Regions from separate parts of the Homo sapiens genome. Here region 2 is linked to region 1. A link is a contact called in ENCODE Hi-C data. All regions are on one chromosome and are shown on one strand. Each heading gives the region's core, a stretch centred on a gene start or an enhancer-like site at or near the end of the contact. The rest is flanking DNA. Distances are from core to core; before and after follow the strand shown. Region 1 has its middle 39 kb from the start of TLR3. Region 2 has its middle 15 kb from the start of SLC25A4.

What was found. A loop is a pair of places that touch in the nucleus more often than their neighbours do. Pooled maps may share reads with other maps.
Region 2: a pooled map shows a loop between it and region 1 (2.7-fold over the local background). The contact joins two enhancer-like sites. A Hi-C loop is called at or near these places in 3 of 37 single-sample maps with no recorded cell type and 7 of 50 pooled maps.

The regions. Positions count from the first base shown.
Region 1 is chr4:186,028,430-186,031,129 of GRCh38, reverse strand. No RefSeq gene overlaps it. Among named protein-coding and RNA genes, the nearest start is that of TLR3, 39 kb to the left of the region's middle. Within about 2 kb of position 1,274, at least 23 of the 41 ENCODE cell types and tissues checked have a DNase peak (open chromatin) inside an H3K27ac peak, as active enhancers do.
Region 2 is chr4:185,126,999-185,129,698 of GRCh38, reverse strand. No RefSeq gene overlaps it. Among named protein-coding and RNA genes, the nearest start is that of SLC25A4, 15 kb to the left of the region's middle. RefSeq lists an enhancer at 449-992 and a silencer at 964-1,063. Within about 2 kb of position 1,323, at least 18 of the 41 ENCODE cell types and tissues checked have a DNase peak (open chromatin) inside an H3K27ac peak, as active enhancers do.

The DNA.
Region 1 (2,700 bases), core at 25-2,524:
GGTGCGGGAAGCCTGGGGTGAGAGAATGACCTGGGGGAAGGTGAATGGGTGATGCCTGTGACTGAGTCTGCCTGGATGTCCTGTGGACCCCAAGTCTCTCCTGGATAATCCTCCCAGGTTGATGAGATTCCCAGGGAGGAGATGCATGACAATTGAGCTCCTGTTGGAGAGTTGGGTTTTTAGGCAGATAGGCAGGTTCAGAGAAAGCCCCTCCCTGCATTGCTGCTCCTCCAGTGCCCTCCATTTGAAGCAATCAGTATATTTTGCGGTCGCATTTCCTGAACCCTTTTACTCTTGGAGCACTGCAACCCACAGCTTCAATGACTGGGACACCCAGAGCATGAAGATTTACGGGAAATGGAAAAATATGCCTTCAAGTACATCTCAAAAGACACTGTGCTCATTATGAACCATCTACAATATGAAGGGAGATGAGCATAAGGAGTTTTCTTTTTCCTCCCCTTCCTCCTTCGTGAATAGCCTCAAATTTCATTAAAAAATGTCTGAGAGATGTGTTTATCCAAATGACACAGCTGTAGGAGGGGAGGTCATTAGGAAGAAGTTCCATGGAAAAGAGGAAAATGAAGGTTGATTGTTACCAATAAATTAGAGTAATTTTCTTAATTTGCGGTCCCTTTGCTTGCTTGTTCATTGCTGGCGTGCCTTATGAAATATGAAAATCTGACAATTAGTCACTTGGAAGGAGCATGTCTCCACGCCAAGTCCAGGTCTCTCTGCAGCACCAGGGGATTTACTGTTCTCCCTGGGTAGCCAGAAAAGAGCTGAGCAGCCCTCATCTTTGTTCCCACTGGCAGCCTGAGAGGCAGCCTGCAGCAGCCTCCTGCTGTGACCTTTGGGGTGGGGCTGGGAGACAGCGTCTTCATGACTGACCCCATGTCAATCCCTTACTGGCAAAGGAAGAGGGAAGGCGTACAGGGGCTCTGGAGCCAAGGGAGGGGGGACACCAACAGAACGAGCAAGTCAAACACACACAGCATTACATTCTTCTCGTGCTAAACCCAAGAAAAATCTCCCAGCTCTCACAATGCTCCTTGCTAATCTCCCTTTCTGGCTATTATTCAGCTACTGTGAATCCTTCTCAAGCTTCCAGCTTCCTTTTAGCTGTAGAAAGAGAATGAAAAAAATGTACCCTAAGACCTTGGATTTTTTTTTTCTTCCTTTTCTGTTGCCAGTGAATCTGTTTGAAAAGCAGCTGGCGCAGGCTGCAGCATTATGTGCCAGCGCTAATGGAGACACTCCAGGCACAGCCAAACATGGGCTTCGTGCAGGCGTGCACTCCCAGGAGGGTGACCTGCCAGTGACACGTTTCAGACATGCACTCCCGGGAGGGTGACCTGCCAGTGACACATGTTTCAGACCCAAAGAGGGAGTTTGGAACATTGAAACTATTTCCCCTCTTTATTTTTTTTGGAAGGTCACATACATTTTAATAGTTCCATGATCAAAATTGCTGCTTCCAAGCAAGTTAACTAGAGCAGACCTCATCTCATCCCCTCCCCGCATTTCCTTTTGGGAAATTCAGGAAGTTGAGTATAAACATGTCTGGACATCTAAGTATTTATTTTTCCATAGAAAGGGCAGTCTTGCTTTTGTTTTGTTCTTAACCAGTTCTTAAAGGGCCTGATCATTTATTCAGCAATATGTATCAAGTGCCAACCATATACTAAACACTGTGGTTTAGAGTGAGGATACCCCAAGGACGAGGTGGACAAAGTGCAAAGCGTGAGTGTTACTGGCAAAACCAAACTCTGTAAAACAGCTGAAGAGGTTTATTCTGCACCAATATGAGTGGCCATGACTCAGAGAACAGTCTCAAGGGGTCCTGACAGAGGCTGTCTGAGGTGGTCGGGTTATGGCTTGGTTTTATAGATTTTAGGGAGAAAGAAGTTACAGACAAAGACATAAATCAGTACATGTACAGTGTACATTGGTTCTGCCTGGAAAGGTGGGATATCTCAAAGGTGAGAAGTGGGGGGCTTATAAGTCATAAGTAGATTCAAAGATTTTCTGATTGGCAATTGTTTGAAACAGTTAAGCTTTGTCTAAAGGCTTGAAGTTGGTAGAAAGAAATGCTTGGGTTCACATAAGGGGAGTTGTGGAAGGCAAGGTCCTTGTTATGTAGATGAAGCCTCCAGGTAGCAGCCTTCAGAGAGAATAGATACTGAATGTCTCTTTTCAGAACTTAACAGGTGTCGGACTCTGTTTTTTTTTTTTTTTTTTTTGAGACAGAGTCTCATTCTGTCACCCAGGCTGGAGCGCAGTGGCGCAATCTTGGCTCACCGCAAGCTCCACCTCCCAGGTTCACGCCATTCTCCTGCCTCAGCCTCCTGAGTAGCTGGGACTACAGGCACCGCCACCATGTCCGGCTAGTTTTTTGTATTTTTAGTAGAGACGGGGTTTCACTGTGTTAGCCAGGATGGTCTTGATATCCTGACCTTGTAATCCGCCTGCCTCAGCCTCCCAAAGTGCTGGGATTACAGGCGTAAGCCACCACGCCCAGCCAGGTGTCAGACTCTTAGTTAATCTCTCCTAGATCGGGAAAGGCCAGGCTGCATGAATGAAGATTCTCTACAAACTTCCTCCATGAAAGATGGCTTTGCAGGGCCATTTCAAAATATGTCAATGAAATATATTTTAAGGTAAAATACACTTGATTTCCTTCAGAGAGTGCTATCTGTC
Region 2 (2,700 bases), core at 74-2,573, 900 kb after region 1:
CTTTGGAAGGCCGAGGCGGGTGGATCACGAGGTCGGGAGATCGAGACCATCCTGGCTAACACGGTGAAACCCCGTCTCTACTAAAAATACAAAAAATTAGCCGGGCATGGTGGTGGGCGCCTGTAGTCCCAGCTACTCGGGAGGCTGAGGCAGGAGAATGGCGCGAACCCAAGAGGCGGAGCTTGCAGTGAGCCGAGATCGCGCCACTGCACTCCAGCTTGGGCGAAAGAGCAAGACACCGTCTCAAAAAAATAAATAAATAAAAAAGAAAGAAAGAAAGAAAAAAAGAGAGAAAGAGAGAGAGAGAGAGAAGGAATTGCCAATAAGCCCCAAAGTGGCCCATTAACAGCAATATCACATGAATCAACCTAAACAAGAACAGTGAGATACCACTACACACTCCAGAATGCTAAAATTAAAACAGACAGAACGCCAAGTGCTGGTAAGAACGCGGAACAACTGGAATTCTCCCACATTGCTGGCAGAAAAATAAAATGGTACTTTGGAAAGCCATTTGGTAGTGTCCACTAAGGCTAAACATGCGCCTACCATCCGCCAAGTCCACTAAGATACAAACGGGACATTCAACCTGAGTAGCAGACAAAGGCGTCATAGGGACATACTAACTAGAACGGCCTCGTGCAGGGACCTGTTTAACTGTTCTCCGCGAGCCGCATAAAGAGGTATGCAGTCAGCGCTCAGTATTTATTTCCAGGGAGCGGAGACACTAGGACCGCGGTAGAAAGCGTTGCTCAGGCAGCGCCCGCGGCGTAACTCGGTCACCCCTAGCTCTGACCTGCCGAGCGGGGAGTGAAGCGATTTGTCATAGAAAGAATTGAGCATCCTGCAGATTAACTCCTTTCTTGCAGCTTCCTTCCCCTGCCAGGCCCATTTCTGGGGTTCAGAGAACCCCGATATCTCTGCGCGAAGAAGGCCTCGCAGGCGCAGTCCCCCACCAGGCCACCAGTCGCTATGCGCGGGGTGCGTCGGGGTCCCGGCGCCGAGGGCCAGGCGGGGCTGGCGACACCCAGGTGCGGTGGAAGTCGGTCCCCTCCGCTCGCGCCTCCTCCCCGCCTCTGCTGCGCTCTTCCCCGGGATTCCGAGGGAGCGTCGCGGGGAGGGGACGCTGAGTGCTCGTCCCGGGGCCGGGGAAAGCCCCCACCGCGCGGCCAGTTCCACCTCGCAGCTCCTCCGGGAACAGTAAAGGGGATTCCGCGGCTGTGGGTAACGCCACCAGCGCTCTGAACTAGGAGCGGGGGTGGGAGTGCGGGGAGGCGGGAAGGAAACCGGTGCCGGCCAGAGCCGCGGAGCTTTCCAGGCCGAATCTCCGCAAGGGGAGGGCGCGGGGCTCACGCCTGGAATCCTGGCACTTTGGGTGGCCGAGGCGGGAGGATCTCTTGAGCCCAGGAGTTCGAGACTAGCCTGGCCAACATGGCGAGACCCCATCTTTACAAAAAATACAAAAAAATTAGCCGGGCGTGGTGGTGGGCGCCTGTAGTCCCAGCTACTCAGGAGGCTGAGGCAGGAGAATGGCGTGAACCCGGGAGGCGGAGCTTGCAGTGAGCGGAGATCGCGCCACTGCACTCCAGCCTGGGCGACAAGAGAGAGACTCTGTCTCAATAAATAAATAAGTAATAAAATAAAATAAAATAAAATAAAGTAAATCTTAGTGCCCCCTTCTCAACCTAACCCCCAGTCCGACCCGCAGCACACATCCCGGACACAGAACGCCCGTACTTTCCCGAGGGTCTTCCAAGCCCTGGTTCAGCCCGGACCGTGAGTTCCGGAGCGTCCGCGCCCCCTTCCGCCCTCCCGCACCCTCAGTCCCGCCTCAGGGCCCCGAAGCCGCCCTGGGCGCGCAGCGCATCCCCAGGCGACTGGAGCCCCAGCCCCGACGCTTCGTCGCCGCAGTCCAGGAGACCGCAGGAGAAGGGGCTCGTGGGGCGGAGACAGCCTGCCGGGGCCTCTGCAGCCCGGGAGCCTCCTTTGGACTCGCCGAACCCGACTCCCAACCCGCCCTTACCACTGCCCAGAGGCTCGCGCGCTGGGTTTCTGAGCCTCCCACCCTGAAGGACACCGATCTCGCCCGGACATAACTCAGCAACTGCCTGGTCTGGGCTCCGGACTGCACCGAGCCCGTTACCTGCAGGAGCTCGCGGAGTCCTTTCGGCGCGCGTGGCGCGGGCGCGGTCCTCACCGCGGTGCCGGGAACTGAGTGCTGCGGCCGGTCAGAGGCCTCGTCCTCCGGGGCTTCTCCCTGCCTAGGCGCTACACCCAGGCGCCTCCAACTGGGTCCTGGTCGCAGCCTCCGCAAGAGTGCTGCTTCCAGAAGCCCCACCGTGCAGGCCTCAGTGTGAATTGGTTCAGTTCAGCAAACTTTTCTTTTAAAAAATCACCAGGTACTCAGCCATAAAAAGGAACAAAATCTTGACCTTAGCCGCAACATGGATGCAGCTAGAGGCCATGTCCTAAGCCAATTAGCACCAGGAACAGAAAACCAGATCCTGCATGTTCTCACTTGTAAGTCTGAGCTGAAGATTGGGAACCTGTGGACACACAGATGGGAACAATGAGCACTTGGGCGCCAAAAGTGGCAAGCGGGGGAGGGGGCCAACAGCTGAAAAACGACCTATCGGGTACCATGTTCACTATTTGGTTAATGGGTTCAATAAAAGCCCAAACCTCAGCATCATGCGATAT